Linked DNA regions of Homo sapiens: region 2 is linked to region 1. Evidence: read pairs that join two places in POLR2A ChIA-PET (ENCODE). Cell type or tissue: Panc1. All regions are shown on one strand. Links, peaks and the distances in the headings refer to the core of each region. The heading gives the core; the rest is flanking DNA. Region 1 holds the start of LOC124902828 (small nucleolar RNA U13). Region 2 holds the start of CRTAM (cytotoxic and regulatory T cell molecule).

Region 1 (8,337 bases), core at 139-8,138:
ACATTCAATTTTGGCTGGGCGTGGTGGCTCAAGCCTGTAATCCCAGCACTTTGGAGGCTGAGGCAGGCAGATCACCTGAAGTCAGGAGTTCAAGACCAGCCTGGCCAAGATGGCAAAACCCCATCTTTACTTAAAACACAAAAAATTAATGAGGTGTGGTGGTGCACACTTGTAGTCTCAGCTACTAAAGAGGCTGAGGCATGAGAATTGCTTGGACACAGGAGGCGGAGGTTACAGTGAGCTGAGATCATGCCACTGCACTCCAGCCTGGGCGACAGAGTGAGACTCTGTCTCAAAAACAAAACAAAAAAAAAGAGAGGAGACATTAAATTTTGACTGCTCAAATCTGCTGTAAATTCTCTTGTGCATCATTCAAGATACAAGTCAACTGTCATCCTCTAAGATATTCTAGTTCTTCAATAAGACAAGACATTACTTCTTCTGAGTTCATGCAGTGCTATACATACCTCTATTATCATATACTCTTATCATTACAATAATAATCTGTTGACATATCCATGGGTGTCTGTAAAGCAAAAATTCCAGGGCTACTCAACACATGTGTGGAATGAATACATCAATGAAGGCAGCTGCGAATGGAGGATTATGGGAAGTAGATTGTCTGTCAACACCCATTAAGAAACAAAAGCTAAACATGTTGAATGGCAGGAATTACTGATGTGAAACTTGGATCTGGGCCATGCTTTGGCGCGAGGCACTTGAACCACATAAACAAGCAAACTGGATGGCTGGGATTTGTTTCTAGTGACTTATCGTTGACATACTTGTTGATGTTAAGACTCCTCTTTCCAAAGTCAATACCTTCATCCAATCACTGCCAGACATCTTTCCCTGAAGAATTTTTTAAACTGGACACCAGGGAACTCCAGAAATAATAGAGATTGAAGAAAGCACTTTGTATTCGTGATGATCTGAATTAAAATTTAATTGGGTTTGAGATGGAGTGAGTGGGAAGCTGCTAAGGTTAGTCTTCCACAGCAAAGGAGGGAAACATTCTCTGCTGTGTATGAAGCCAACACCCCACCTCTACACTCGACTCCCCATATCCAAAGACCTTTGGCATTTTCTGTTTAGCACAAAGGCTTCGAGTCTTTAAAGAGAGAAAAGCCAATTATATGACCAGTTGGGTGGGGAGACCCTTGCTCTGCTATCCCAAAAGGCCTTCAAAAGCTTTCTGCTTGATATTATGTAGGTATAGTGACGGGTACATCATAACAAGCCAGGAATTTTAATGATTCATTGAGAGAGATACTAACATTCCACTGGAGGGAAGGAAGGCAGGTAGGATTCTGCCACTATTTGAATAGGAGGAGCTATTGATTAGAATCTATTGTTTGGAATCCAGAACACTGCCTGTCCCTTTGAATGAGGATGGGAAATTCCAGGGAAAACCTTTTCTGATAAAGTTGTTGGTTTACACAAGTGTCCTTACTTTAAGGCTATTTTTAATTAGCTTGTTAGTTTATCTAATTGAGGGTTGTTGGGGGTGGAAAGATGGGTGGTGGAAAGACAAACCACGATTTCATCTCCATTATAAACACAGGAAATACGTGGGGCTACAATAGGACTTTACAAGTTGTATTTTACAAGTTGCAGGAAATACCATGGAAGAACACAAGCCTTCCTTAAGGCAAGATGAAGTCCAGCCCAGAGCAAAATTCCTGTGTCTCCATTAGGAAACAGAGACTTACAACGTGCAGGGCCTGGGCAAGAGTATAAAGAGAGGCCCACATACACCAATGTCTAAATGTTTACAAATAATAAATCAAGCGAACCAACTCATAAATATGCCTTAGCCTCCAACCTTGGCCAATATACCTTCATAACAACCTGGTTAGAGGCTCAGACTTCTTGCCATTGTGTGTCAGGGTATGGCAACCTGGGAAGAGCCAGCAGCCAGCCGGCCTTGGTCTGTTCTCCTGTGGTCTGCTTCCATCTGCTTTTAGCTCAGACCCTGGCTTCTGTGGGGGTACCAGGAGGGTCCTCACATGTATGCATATGGGTACCCCAAGAAGATGTCAAAGTTGTGTCCACACCCCCACAAACAGAAGCTCCTTTGTCATCCTCAGGGCTAGGGCTGTCTGTCTTTGGGAGACTAGAGATGGGGGAGACACCCCGGAAGCAGGTTCCTCATCATTTGTGTTCCTAATATCCAGAGCATGGTGTGTGTGTGTGTGTGTCGTCGGGGTGGGAGACACATAGGCTCCAGGGTATGCACATCTCCTTCAAACTAAGAACTCTTCACTCTGTACTAAAGAACGTGGCCATGGGAAGACCAGAATGCAGTGCTCTAGGCTAGGACATGTCTGGGTACAAAAACCTCAGTAGTGAGTGTGACAAGAGAGCAAACATTTAAACAAACTAGTAGAGCAGTCCTGCCTTATCTGTGGTTTCACTTTCCAAGGGTTCAGTTACCAGTGGTCAACTGTGGTCCAAAAATATTAAGTGAAAAATTGCAGAAATAAACAACTCACAAGTTTCCAATTGTGTGACGTTCTGGGTAGCATGATAAAATCTTGAGCCATCCAACTCCATTCCACTAGGGACATGAATCATCCCTTTGTCTAGTCTGGATACAGGCTGTGGATGCAGTAGTGAATCCACACTGTTTGCACTCTCCGCCTGTTAGTCACTTAGTTATCTAGTGACTAGATATCTAGGTTATCAGACCAACTGTCCCAGTATTGCAGTGCTTATGTTCACATGACCATTATTTTACTTTATAATGGCCCCAAAATGCAAGAGTAGTGAGGCTGGCAATTTGGATATCCCCAAAGAGAAGACGTAAAGTTCTCCATTTAAGTGAAAAGGTGAAAGTTCTCAACTTAATAATGAAAGAAAAAAAATTGCATGCCAAAGTCACCCAGGTCTACAGTAAAAACTCATCTTCCATCCATGAGATTGTGAAGAAGGAAGAAGAAATTTGTGCTGGTTTTGCTGCCACACCTCAAACTGCAAAAGTTATAGCCATAGTGCATGATAATTGCTTAGTTAGGATGGAAAAGGTGTTAAATTTGTGGGTGGAAGACATGACCTGAAACAGAATCCGATTGGCACAATTGGGTCTGGTGCTCTCTGCGCTTTCAGGCATCCACTGGGAGTCTTGAGTATCCCCAAGGATAAGGAGGGGCCACTGTAATAGGAAAATCACACTGTAGAGACTATGGGGATTGCAGACATGGCAGAACCTTTAGGGGGCAGAAGTAGTGAAGGTTCCACTGTCAGGGAGGGAAATGAAAGACAGCAAGACAAGGACAGAAGGTGAATAAGAATCCAAATATTGGCCAGGAGCGGTGGCCCATGCCTGTAATCCCAGGACTTTGGGAGGCCGAGGCGGGCGGATCACCTGAGGTCGGGAGTTCAAGACCAGTCTGACCAACATAGAGAAATCCCGCCTCTACTAAAAATACAAAATGAGCCGGGCGTGGTGGCACATGCCTGTAATCCCAGCTACTAGGGAGGCTGAGGCAGGAGAATCACTTGAACCTGGGAGGCAGAGGTTGCAATGAGCCGAGATCGTGCCATTGCACTCCAGCCTGGGCAACAAGAGCAAAACTCTGTCTCAATTAAAAAAAAAAAAAAAAAGAATCCAAATATTTGCATCACAGCGGGCTGAGAAGGCAAGCTCAGTTGTGCAGCGATGTGCAGTGCTGGCCCTACACCTCTGTGAGGGGGTTTGGCTTAGGATAGGCCTCTCTGGGTGTCTGAGGAGGCTGACCTGAAACAGAGATGGTCTGGCAACATGAATGGAAAATACCAAGGATGGCATGGAGTTCACGTTGGCCACTGTGCCCGGCCAAGTCCTTGGGTCTCTTAGGGGACACATGGAAAGGCGGGAACCTCCCCACAATGTGAGTGCAATTGTTCAAGGACCCGTGTGATGTCACCCACACCCTGTCATGTCTGTGGAAGCCACTTCTTCCACAGCCACCAAGCCATCTCGGCTCACTGCAAACTCCACCTCCTGGGTTCAGGCAATTCTTCTGCCTCAGCCTCCCAGGTAGCTGGGATTACAGGCGCACACCATCATGCCCAACTAATTTTTGTATTTTCAGTAGAGATGGAGTTTTGCCATGTTGGCCAGGCTGGTTTTGAACTCCTGGCTTCAAGTGATCCACCTGCCTCGGCCTCCAAAGTGCTAGGATTACAGGTGTGAGCCACTGCACCTGGCCTTTTTTTTTTTTTTTTTTTTTTTTTTTTTAGATAGGGTCTCACTCTGTCACCCAGGCTGGAGTGCAGGCATGATCATGGCTCACTGCAGCCTCGAACTCCCATGCCCAACTGATCCTCCCAGCTCAGCTTCCCAAGAAGCTGGGACCTCAGGTACGAAGCTAACTGCCTGGGTAACTTTTTAGGGTTTTTTTTTTTTTTTTTTTTTTTTGTAGAGATAGGGTCTTGCTATGTTGCCAGGCTGGTTTCAAACTCCTGGGCTCAAGCGATCCTCCCACCTGGGCCTCCCAACGTGTTAGGATTACAGGCATGAGCCACTGTGCCCAGCCTGGAACATTTTAAAGCAAATCCCAGGTATTATATCATTTTACTCCAAAATACTCATAAAGATTTATTTACCCTAGAGTATTTTAAAACAACCCAGACATTAGCATGCATCTCTGATAAGAACTGTTTTATCTTTAACATAATCACTTGCCTTTATCATATCTAACATTTATAATCATTCTTTAATATCACTGAATATCAAATCCACATTCATTTTCCCCTGATGGTCTCAAAAATGTCTTTTTCCAATCAGTTTGTTTGAATCAGGGCCAATGAAGGTCCTGACTTCAGCAGGATGGAAAGCCCCAGTGTGTGGCTCAGGCACCAGGGCCTCTCACACCCCTTCCCCTCAACAAGAACCGCGTGGCATCTCAGCTGAACTGGGCCACAAGACCAAAAGTGACAAGGCTTCATCTTCTGGGCTTTCTGGCCTCTGGAGAAATAAGTCTCAGTGGGAACTGCAGGGAGCTGGCCCCTGTGGCGTTGGAGTACTCACTCCGCAGTCCTAGTCAGAGAGCCACTGTCCAGAGCCTCCCAGTCCTCCCAGGATTTAGGTCACTGAGCCACAGTAGACCTGCAATGAAAGTGGGTTCCTGCTCTCTCTGGTACTCCCTCTACTTTTCATGATTTGATCTTTCTAGTTAAAGGCCAAAGACAAGCTGCATGGGGTGATAGAGCCGAAAGCAGGGACGGCAGGCTGAGCACTCTCTGTCCCCGTCTGACCGGGTGGCCTTGAGCAAGTCTCTGACCAATCAGTTTCTTTACTTCCAAAGTGAGAGGGAGGGATTTAACAATCCCTAAGACCCTCTAGCTCTGACATTTTATGACTCTAAGCTCAAAAGCCACCAAATGACTTTGTTTCTGCCCCTGTGCTAGATGTTAGAAGTACACAGATGTCTCTCTTCTTAGATGATAAACTGTTTAAGGGGAGGGGCTCTATCAGATTTTGTCATCACCAGACTCCAGCACAGTGCAAAGCGCATTCTAGGCACTCAACAAATGTTGCTGAATGGGGTACCCAATCCAACAACCAATTCTTGAGCATCTACAGTGAGCCAAACACCATGTTAGGCTGGGGAATCACAAAGATCTCCCTGGGGAGGCTAATATTTAAATAGGGAGATGTTCAATGGAGAAGAAAAGTTTGATAATTATAAGAGAAGTAGCTATGGGTCTTAACAGCTCAGACCTAAGATAAAGAAATTGGGCTGGTGGCCCCCATCTATGAGCTTCCTGCTCCTCAAATTTTACCCTGTCAGCTACGCTTAATTCCCAATCCCCCGACCTGCTTCAACAGGAACACCATAAAGAGTGGTCCTAGGACAAAGAAAAGGCAGAAGGATGTCTGTGCCAACTTGCAAAAAGGAGTATCTCCCAAGTAGCATCCGGAATTCTTTCCAGGGTCAGCCTAGGGAAGCCCACAGAAATGACGTGGACGGCTAAATATTCCCCATGTAAACTCAACGACTCTGCATCCTCATGGAGGACAGGCATGTAGATCCTCCCAGAACAACTGCATAGTTTCACCTCAAGATGGGCTAAGGCCGGGTGTGGTAGCTCACGCCTGTAATACCAGCACCTTGGGAAGCTGAGGCAGGAAGACTGCTTGAGCCCCGTAGTTTGAGACCAGCCTGGGCAACACAGGAGACCTCATCTCTAAAAATAATAATAATAATAATAATGATAAGATGGGCTAAAACTACAGGGCAGGAGAAGGTCCCCAGTGAGGTGGACTTCCTCTAGGTAAGGAGCCTTCAGGATAGGGACTGGGCCACTGCTGCCATCTGGCCCAGCTGTGCGGGGAGGGTGAAATGACTGTTCAAAGTCTCTTTGGGTCTTTGGGTGGAAACAAGGATTTCTTGAATTCACGAAGCTGGCAAGGCTTTGAATCACAGCCCAGAACTGAGTTCCGCATTGCCAAGTCCACGTCTGAGAGAAAACAGCCTTATGCTCTACCTAAGAAACCAGATAAACACACTGCCTCAAGAAAAGACTTCCAGGAAGCGTCCCAGCAAAACAAAACCAAATCCCTTTCAAAACAGTGACCAGGTCCCGTGGTGTCAAGACGATAGCCTCGCTGTCCTTGTCTCCTGGTGCCCATCTCGGAGGCCTCCACGGGGCTTGCTGGGCCTGGTGCTTCACTCCCTACGTGGGGACAGGCGGGCCCTGGAGAAGATGTCATTAAAGTGTAATTTTAGAAGTGAAGGCATCTTGGGGATCATCTAGTTTCGCCCCTCCCTCAATTGATAGACAACTTCCTTCCTCTGAGCCTCTCCTGCGACCCTTAGAGAACGCAGGAAATTCACCACAGTAAGCAAAGACATGATGTCTTTATGACCAGGAGTTTGCAATTCTAGCTAATTACAGCCAACACTGGCTCGCTGCTGCGCTATGATTTGGAGTCTTAAAGCTTCTGTGTGGCTCAGCACTTGTGGTGGAAGAAAAAAGAAAAACGAAAGAACTCTGCAACAGAAACTGGGGGAGCACTTGCAGGCACATGTGTGCAGCAGGAGTCCCCGGCAGGACGCGGCTTAAAATCAGACACACATGGCCTGGCCAGAAACTGGGGCTGCTAATTAAGGCTCAGAAGTTTTGAAAGGAAGAGCTGGAGGGGAGGAAAAAAACCCAGCAACTTGTTAACAATTAGCAATCGGAATCCTTTTTTAAAAATAAGTCCTGGGACCCGTGGACAAGAGGGAAGTATTTTGCTGAGAAACCATCAAAACAGCACTACTCTGAGCATCCCTTCTGCCAGAAAGCTCAAAACGGTTGATCAATGTGAAATTACTTATTACTTTCCCACATGGGAGTCAGGGCGGACAATATTGTCCCTCATTTACATAACAGGGAGACAAAGTCACAGCAAAGCTTCTGCTTCCCTTTATTTCACTCTGGAAGGAATAACTGGACTAGCTAGAAATCCCTTAGCAAATATGACTTTGATTTTTCAAAGACCTTGTTGATACATCCTACAAGTGAAAGGGAAAACAGGAAGAATCTATGATCCCATTTGCTCATAGTTGCATAAAGAAATGTTGGTGCTGGGCACAGTGGCTCATGCCAGCAACTTTGGGAGGATGAGGTGAACAGATCACTTGAGGTCAGGAGTGCGAGACCAGCCTGGCCAACATGTGAAACCCCGTCTCTACTAAAAATACAAAAATTAGCCGGGCATGGTAGCAGACACCTGTAATCCCAGCTACTCGGGAGGCTGAGGCAGGAAAATTGCTTGAATCCGGGAGGCGGAGGCTGCAGTATGCCAAGATCGCGCCACTGCACTCTAGCCTGGGTGATAAAGCAAGAACTCAGTCTCAAAAAAAAAAAAAAAAAGAAGAAGAAGAAAGAAAAGAAATAAATGCCGAAAGGTGATCTTTTTATAGTTCATAAGCGTAATGACTGGGTGTTCACGTGCGTGTTTGAGATGTGCCACCCTCGAACCTTGTTACGATGTCGGTATATTACCCATCTGACATGAAAAGAAAAAAAAGAAATGCTAGAAGGATACCCAAGAAACAAATAAGAGTGGTTTCTTCTGGCAGGTGTGGAGACAACAGGGTGGATGAGCACAGAGGGAAGGGCAAACTTGTGTGTAAACCTTCCTATCATTTTGTTCTTTGAACCATGAGCATGTTTCCTATTAAATAATAAAATTAAGTGCAAATATATTCTATAGAAAAATGAAACAAGGGGCCGGGTGCAGTGGCTCACGCCTGTAATCTCAGCACTTTGGGAGGCTGAGGTGGGTGGATCATGAGGTCAGGAGTTTGAGACCAGCCTCGCCAACATGGTAAAACCCTGTCTCTACTAAAGATAGAAAAA
Region 2 (8,277 bases), core at 1-8,000, 110 kb before region 1:
TCAAAAAAAAAAAAAATAGAGTAAAAGTATATATTTAGGAATAAATATTATAATAGGATGCTAACTTTGCTCTTTAACTGTTATATCAAATAATAAAGACTAGGGCTAAGTTAAAGCCAGAGACATGCAATGCATTAATTCTCAAATCAGAGCCCTAGTTACATGACTGTCATGAGGCATTAAGCAAAAGTGTGTTTTAATTCAGATCATTACAAAAAAAGATTTTTATTATTTTTAGATTGAATCAATAGAGAAAATTGCAGGTATAAAAATAAATCAGACTTGTCAGAATCGGAATATTTTTAGTACATTTTAAAGAAGCTGTCTCAACATGTCATCTAACATGTGACTTTTTCCTGGGCAAAGAAAGTATGAAAAGAACTACTCAATTTGCAATTTTCCTTTGTTTTCTGCATCCTACCCTCCACAAAACAATGAAAACAGAGGGTTCAAAATTCATTGGATTTGACATTTTCATTGTCTACAGTGTAATTTAATGGGATGAATTTTGAAAAATGCTTCATTTTTATTGTGTTTTTACCAGTCCTAAGACTATTTATTCTGGGAGTGGCCTTGAAAAGAGGGCAGGCTCTGAGATTACGTGACTTTTTTTTTTTCCATAAATTTTTGGCAGCCATAGAAGTAACACTGTAGAAGTAGTCACAGTGATCTTCCCATAATTTAATTTGCTAAAATCAGCTGACAGTTTATAGCTTTGCCAAAACTGATGATTTGCTGCCTTTTTTGCTGACAAGAAAGCAACATGGTCACCTCCTCCTAATTACGTCTGGGATGGGCTTGAGCAAGGTTAGGTCAGGGGTGGCAGCCACTGCTCAAATGCCATTGAGCTTAGATGCCCTCGGGTGGCCCCTTGAACGAGTTTTCAAATAGGACTTTTTAATATTGAATCCTCCAAATTGTGAAAGTCAGTGGTTTTCCAACTTTTGATCCACATTAATACATTTTCTGTCACAACTAGTACACACACACACACACACACGTTAATTAGAAGTTTCATGAAATAAATACTTTTACTATGTGCTTTATAGGCTGGTATTTATGTTGTCATATTCTAGCTTTAAAACTTGGGCAGGTTACATAACTTCTTTTCTCATCTTTAAATTGGGGATATTAGTACCTACCTCAGTACTTCCGCTATGATTAAGTGTAATTAACACAAAGTACTCAGCACTGTGCATGAAACAATATTTTTCCTCTCTATATAAATAATATTTAAGTAATTTAGGTTTACCTTGAAACATAATTTTTGCTATTTATTTAAAAAATGTATTTTTATGAGTTATTTTTTATGAGGCAATAACTCAAAGCCTGAAAAAGTTAAGGTCAGTGAAAGGCTTTAAACTCTGGAAAAATTGAAATCATCCTAATTTTAGCTGTCTAAATGTACTCTTTTTGAATGTATTAGCTATTCTTTAAGCCACTTAATGAAGAAACTAATATTATTCATTACCAAAATTGAATCCTTATTAAGTGCCTCAGGGTACAGGGACCAAAAAAAGAAGGCATTAATTGAAGTATATAAAATAGGGAATTGAAGTACTATGTAAAATAGGAAATCGAGTTTTTTAAAGTAGCGTCCTTCAGATGCCATTCCAGATTAAATGTAGATTTAGAAGGATAGGTGCATTTCATGAAACAGAACTACAGTTTCAATATTTGGTAACAAACACACAAAAAGCAAAATTTTTGAGTGGATTTGTGAGGGATGTCCTTTGCATGAATCTGATACAATTGTAAGCAGAGACTGAGGGACAACAGGAGCCACTTCCTACACCCCTGCCCCCACTTTTGGGTAGAAAATAATTTGACCTGCTCCAAAAAGGTAACTGCTTCTATCCTTAATTTTCATAATGCTACATTAGGATTAAGCACTAAAATCCAAATTTGAAAATTATAGTAAAATGTAAAGTATAACTTACTCTTTAAAAATAAACACGAAGTTTTCATTGGTCTCATTATTACCTCTGAGCTAAATAAGTGTTGCACAGCGCTTTATCATTTTCAAAGTGCTTTCACATTTGAAATTTGATCCTTCTAACAATCCAGGGAGTTTGGTGGATCAAAAGTTTTTATCATTTTCATTTTAAGATGCAGAAACTGAGTTTCAAAGAGATTAAATCGTTTGGCTAAGATTTATACAGCAAGGAAATTTTAAAATTCAACGTGGAGGCCGGGCGCGGTGGCTTACGCCTGTAATCCCAGCACTTTGGGAGGCTGAGGTGGGCAGATCACGAGGTCAGGAGATTGAGACCATCCTGGCTAACACGGTGAAACCCCGTCTCTACTAAAAATATAAAAAAATTAGCCGGGCGTGGTGGTGGCGGGCACCTGTAGTCCCAGCTACTTGGGAGGCTGAGGCAGGAGAAAGGCGTGAACCCGGGAGGCGGAGCTTGCAGTGAGCCGAGGTCGTGCCGCTGCACTCCAGCCTGGGCGACAGAGCGAGACTGTGTCTCATAAATAAATAAATAAATAAAATAAAATAAAATTCAATACGGATGCTCTTTCAACTGGTATGCCCTTAAAAGACAGAGCCTAATAAGCTTGTTTCATCTTGCCGTAACATAGGACCCACAGAGACACACACTATAATGATCCTTTCTATACTCCTTAGCCATTGAACGAGAGATCAAATAAACGCAGTAACATCCCTCAGATGCATGATTTGAGCATGGCTTGGAAAGTATTAGCAGTTACCTGGGTTGTCTTCTACAGCAGCTCCTCTGTAAATGCAGTTGACTGACTGATAGGTAGATGTGGCAAAACATTAAGTCAGCTGAGCAACAACAAAAATAACTCTAAGTCCTTACCTTGCAAGGGGAACCATGCCAGCAAGCTGAGAACTCTCCACCACATACTGTGCTGTGCTGCTGTGGCACCTTTGTCAACTTCCTCTAGATTCTGAGACAAATGGAGCTGAGTAGTTTCTTTTAAAGGGGGAGAGGCAGTAGATCTGTGACCTCATGTGTATCAACTCCTCCATCTGTCTGGAAGCCCCCTCTTAGTTAGCTGCCCCCAGAACACCTCCTGGTGGAACATTTTGGGGACCACATGTATTATCTTGATGGCAGAGAGGTGTGAGTGATGTGTTGGTGACAAAAATTGTTTTACCACAAGTGGGTAGTACTGGTAAATCAACTAGTTGCAAGGTTTTTAGAGGGAGCATGGGTGGGAGAAATACTGTAAAATGTCCCTGTGTAGTGACGTCATCCTTATTTTTACTTTTCTAGTTTATTAGATAAATACAATTAGATAATTTTTGCTCAACCTTTGGGAATATTTTATTTCTATGCTGACATCAATTTATAATTGTTGTCGGGGAGGAATTCATTCATTCATATAGATATACTCATTTTTGAAATCTATATATCTGTCCACCCACCCATCCACCCATCTTTTCATCCACCCACTCACAAATACAAATCTATTCATCCACCTATCCATCCATCCATCCTTCCATCCATCCACCCACACATCCATCCACCCATCCATTTATCCTTCCATCCACCCACTCACTCATGTATTACCTGCCCACTCATTCCCCATCCACCCATCCATCCATCTATTCATCCACACATCCATCCATCTCTCCATCCATCCAGCCAGCCAGCCATCCATCTATTTATCCATCCATCTATCCATCTATCCATCCATCCATCCATCCATCCATCCATCCATCCATCCATCCATCCATCCATTTATCCACCCATCCATCCATTCACCCATCCATCTATCCATCCATCCATCCGTCCATGACCTATTCATTCACCCACCCATCTATCTATACATGCAAATACTCATCCATCCACCCAACCACCCATCTATCTATCCACCCACGCATTCATCCATTCACCCACTCATTCATCCATTTACCCACCCATCTATCTATACATATGTCCGTCCGTCCATCCATCCATCCATCCATCCATCCATCCATCCTTCTATCCACCCATTCATCTTGTCACCTGTACAGCATCTAGTATGCACTACTTTGAGACATGCTCAAATAAAAAACATAAATTCCTTGTTTTTCAGGAGAATATAATCTAGTGGGGGAGACAATGTACATATGAACAGTTCTGGTATTTAATTTTCATTAATTGGACAAATTGAGATAGATTTAATGTAGTTTTTCCAGGAGCACACAGTAAAATATTAGTAAGTTTATGTTTAGAAAACAGAGATCAGTCTGCAATGCTTGGAAAATGAAAAGGAAACACTACTTACTGGCTCTAATTGAAATTAGTGTTAATACTCTGATAAATTTGATGAAGTTTGGGTAGGAAAAGTCTTACTCATCAAAAATGTCTTCCAAATATTTTGTTGGCTGGGCACAGTGGCTCATGCCTGTAATCTTAGCATTTTGGGAGGCTGAGGTGTGAGGATCATCTGAAGCCAGGAGTTCAAGACCAACCTGGGCAACATAGTGAGACCCCCATCTCTACAAAAAATACAAAAATTAGCTGAGCATGGTGGTGCATGCCTGTAGTCCCAGATACTTGGGAGGCTGAGGTGGAAGGGTTGCTTGAATGCAGGAGGTTGAGGCTGCGGTGAGCCGTGATCACACTACTGTACTGCAATCTGGGTGACAAAGTGACACCCTGTCTTAAAAAAATAAAAATAAAAAATCCTCCAAAACACAATATTTTGTCTTTCAAATTTTTCATTTTTTAATTTTTTCCCTTTTGCTCATAATATTCCATCCAGGAACTTCTAATTTTTATACTTGTCCTCAGTAGAAGAGAACAGTTTACCCAGGGTCACTCTTCCTCCATAGGGCATCCATGAGGGGGTCTCAAGGTCCTTTTCCCTTGCCTTGAGGTGGAGCAACTCTGAAGCTCCCCAAGGGATCAGGATCAGCTGAGATCTTTGTTGTAACTGCACCTCAGTCCAGCTTCTACCGATTCTCCAACTTGCTTCCTTCTTGTCACCAAGAGTACTCATCTATAAACTTCTGCACACGGATCTCTGTATCAGCTTCTGTTTCCCAGGAACCTGACCCACAACAACACTTGACATAGGTTGTCAACGAGTGAATGAAAGACTAAATTGACTCTTTATTTGAGATGTAAATGCTACTCTTTTTGCTCTGAAGTCTAAAAAGATGTTTGACTTACAATTTCCCCAGAGCATTAAAGAAGAGCTTACTTTAAATTGCACTTTGGACGATGGAGAGTGTATCCTTTTCATCCACGGGTGCCATATTCAACTGGTTGAAAACCTTGACAAATGTCACAATAGTCCACTGGACTTGGACATTAAGAACGGTTGGTGGGGGAAATGCTACAAGGTGAACTGGTGGACGACATACATGTGTGCTTTCCAGGGTCCCTGTTCTCATTACCCCCACTTCAGCCTGCAGCTCATGTAGTATTCAACAGGAGAGGGCAGCAGATTGTGGCTGCTCAGTGAATTGGGAGAAAAAGACGAGGTTGGAAGGTAATAAGTGGTCTACCTATTTTCTAATGGGAAAGAGTCTACTGAACAGTATGTGGGAGACCTCACAACTGATAGCTAGTTTGTCATTTTGGTCTCCGTTTTATGAAATCTTCATATTATGTTTCAATACTAATAGGAAATAACATTTGGTGGGGTGGCAGAGGGGGGACATATTTTGGAGAAATAAACAAACATCCTCTCTATTTTTCATCGTCACCCTTGTCAACCTGAGTTTTGGGGGTGGGGGGGTGCAAACATGAAAAATAAGACATTTATTAAATAGGCTAAAGATGAACTGTTTTAAGGGTCAGAAAACAGGGGATTTCCTTATGTCTAGAAGCCACTGGGTTTTTTTGTTGCATTTACAAAAGGGGCCTACACTTTCTTCTTGACCTTTCACAGATTCTGTGAAGAATCGTGACCTTTCCCAAGGTCAGAGTAAGAGGTGGACTCGCCTGCATCTACCAGAAGATGCCTCAGATAACTCACACCAAGTGTTGAGGTTTTCTGAGCACTGCTGTAAAACTTGCACAAAGTGACTGTGGAGTTTCTAAGCCAGAGCAGCAGCCTTTGAAATTAATTATTGATTCAGAGAGAAGTTTCCTAGCAGTAGTGGGAGCTTAGTGGGACGAGCATGGGAGTGAGTAGCAGACAGACCCAGGCTTGTCCCCTAGGCCCTGTCACTAGCAGCTGTGTAGCACTAAGCACACTACCTGCCTGTTGGAATCAGTTTCCTCACTTGTAAAATGGGAAGAATAATTACAGCCTGAGGTGACTGTCCAGGAATCATAAGGCAGGAGCTGAGAAAGTTCGACTGTAGCATTTTTAAAAATGAAGAATTGGCCGGGCGTGGTGGCTCACGCCTGTAATCTCAGCACTTTGGGAGGCTGAGATGGGTGGATTGCCTAAGCTCAGGGGTTTGCAACCAGCCTGGGCAACACGGTGAATCCCTATCTCTACTAAAATACAAAAAATTAGCCAGACTACGGTAGCTGTAGTTCCAGCTACTTGGGAGGCTGAGGCAGGAGAATTGCTTGAACTTGGGAGGCGGAGGTTGCAGTGAGCCGAGATTGCGCCACTGCCCTCCAGCCTCGGCGACAGAACGAGACTCTGTCTCAAAAAAAATAAATAAAATTTAAAAAACCCAAAGAATTAAGAAGTTTGCCTGAAGTGACACAGTGAGTCAGTGATACACACACACACACACACACACACACACACACACACATTTTTCTTTGTCTATGAGATTCCTTTGAAGGACTTCAAATTTTTATACTTGCCCTCGGTGGAAGAGAACCAGCTCACCCGGGGCCACACCTTCTTTATGGGGCACTCATGGATGGTTAAATTGAAAATATTATAATACCCAGAGCACCCAGCATCTTGGCACAAAAAACATTCTCCATAAATCTGCAGACCTCAGGTGGCTGGAGCAGCATCTCATCCCCACAGGAACCATGGTAGGTTGGGTGTGCCGGGAGGAGGAAAGGCATCATTCACCTTTTGTTAAGACTTCTGCCGAAAAAACCTACTATTGTGAACCTGGGCTTTCGTGAGGGTAGAAACTTTATTTACTCTAGTGAAATAGATCATTCTGAAAACAACCCAAATATGAGCTGATTTCAGAAGGCAATTGTGGTTTCGGAGAGTATACCACAGGATAGCAAGGGCCAGCTTCAGGCCCCAGCTCATGGAGCTCTGCCCAGATAAGTGACCAGCCCTGGCGTCTTCATCTATAAATGAGATTAGATGAAAGTTGTGGTTTCCAAACTGTATTCTGAAGAACCCAAGTATCCCCAAGACACCTCAGGCTTCTGCAATATTTTCATTGAAGTTTCTTTTAAAAAACATTTTCCATGATTAGTCCAGGCTCTGGAACCAGGCTGACATGGTCCTGGTCTCAGCCCTAACACTCATGAGCCGTGTGACTGTGTGTGAATTATTGAATCTTTCTAAGATTCAACTTCCTCTTTCATAAATCGGGAATAATAGTTTCTACCGAATAGAGTTGGTGAGAAGATTTAAAAAGCTTACACATGTGAAGTACTTAGAAAAGTGTCTGATAAATACAAGCACTCAAATGCTAGCTGTTACTTTGCTGGCCACTGGATGCCACCAATCTATGAATTGTTATGTCAGGTAAAATAGTTTTGATGCTGGATTCTGTGGATTTAGAATAAAATCCAAATGTTTCACCGTGGTCTATGATGAGATCAACCCACTTTTTCTGCAAGGGGCCAAGTATAAACATTTAAAATAGTTTTACTTCTCAACTCTGCCCTTGTATCCTGGAATAGCCATAGGCAATATGTAAATAAGTGAATGAGGCTGTGTTCCAATAAAATTTTATTTATATATACTGGAACTCTAATTTCATATATCAATCTCTTTATTCTTTGCTTTTTCCCCCAAAGATTTGAAAAGCTAAAAATCATTCTTAGCCTGCAGCTGTACAGGCAGGCTGTGGGCCAGATTCTGCTCACGAGTGAGATTCTGCACAATGAGCAATACTTTGCTGACCCCTGGTCTGTAAGACCCCATGTCTTTATAAGCCCCCCACTTTCTATCATGCTTACTACACTTTAGCTCCCCAGCCTCTTCTGTTCTAACCCAGCTAGTGTCTTCCCATGTGAGGGCTTCTGTATACACAGCTTCCTGATACCCTCCTCGTTTAGGTCTTCAGCCCAACCAGCTCCTGCTCAGTTTTAACTGTTGGTTTCATCATCACCTGTTCAGGGACGCCATGCCCTAACTAAGAGTGTAACCCCTGCCCCACATCCCTTCAAAGTTACTTTCTATCATATTACCCAGTTTATTTCC

Evidence for each region. Peaks named below come from ENCODE experiments on the same cell type or tissue, not always from the same donor. Only the 100,000 strongest peaks of a DNase experiment are listed, where the experiment ranks them.
Region 2: POLR2A ChIA-PET joins it to region 1 with 14 read pairs; 2 of 35 experiments call an interaction of 5 or more read pairs at or near these places.

What each region holds. Positions count from the first base shown.
Region 1 is chr11:122,725,861-122,734,197 of GRCh38, reverse strand. The region is part of intron 1 of UBASH3B (ubiquitin associated and SH3 domain containing B); the gene reads right to left. It overlaps LOC124902828 (small nucleolar RNA U13), which reads left to right and starts at 7,887; the gene lies at 7,887-7,990. RefSeq lists an enhancer at 6,645-6,704. In Panc1, for the core only: no CTCF peak of the experiment used is centred there; no DNase peak of the experiment used is centred there.
Region 2 is chr11:122,833,144-122,841,420 of GRCh38, reverse strand. It overlaps CRTAM (cytotoxic and regulatory T cell molecule), which reads right to left and starts at 2,921. Exons shown (of 10, transcript NM_019604.4): 1 at 2,829-2,921. The coding sequence starts at 2,874. In Panc1, for the core only: CTCF peaks have their summits at 5,177 and 5,382 (motif pointing right); no DNase peak of the experiment used is centred there.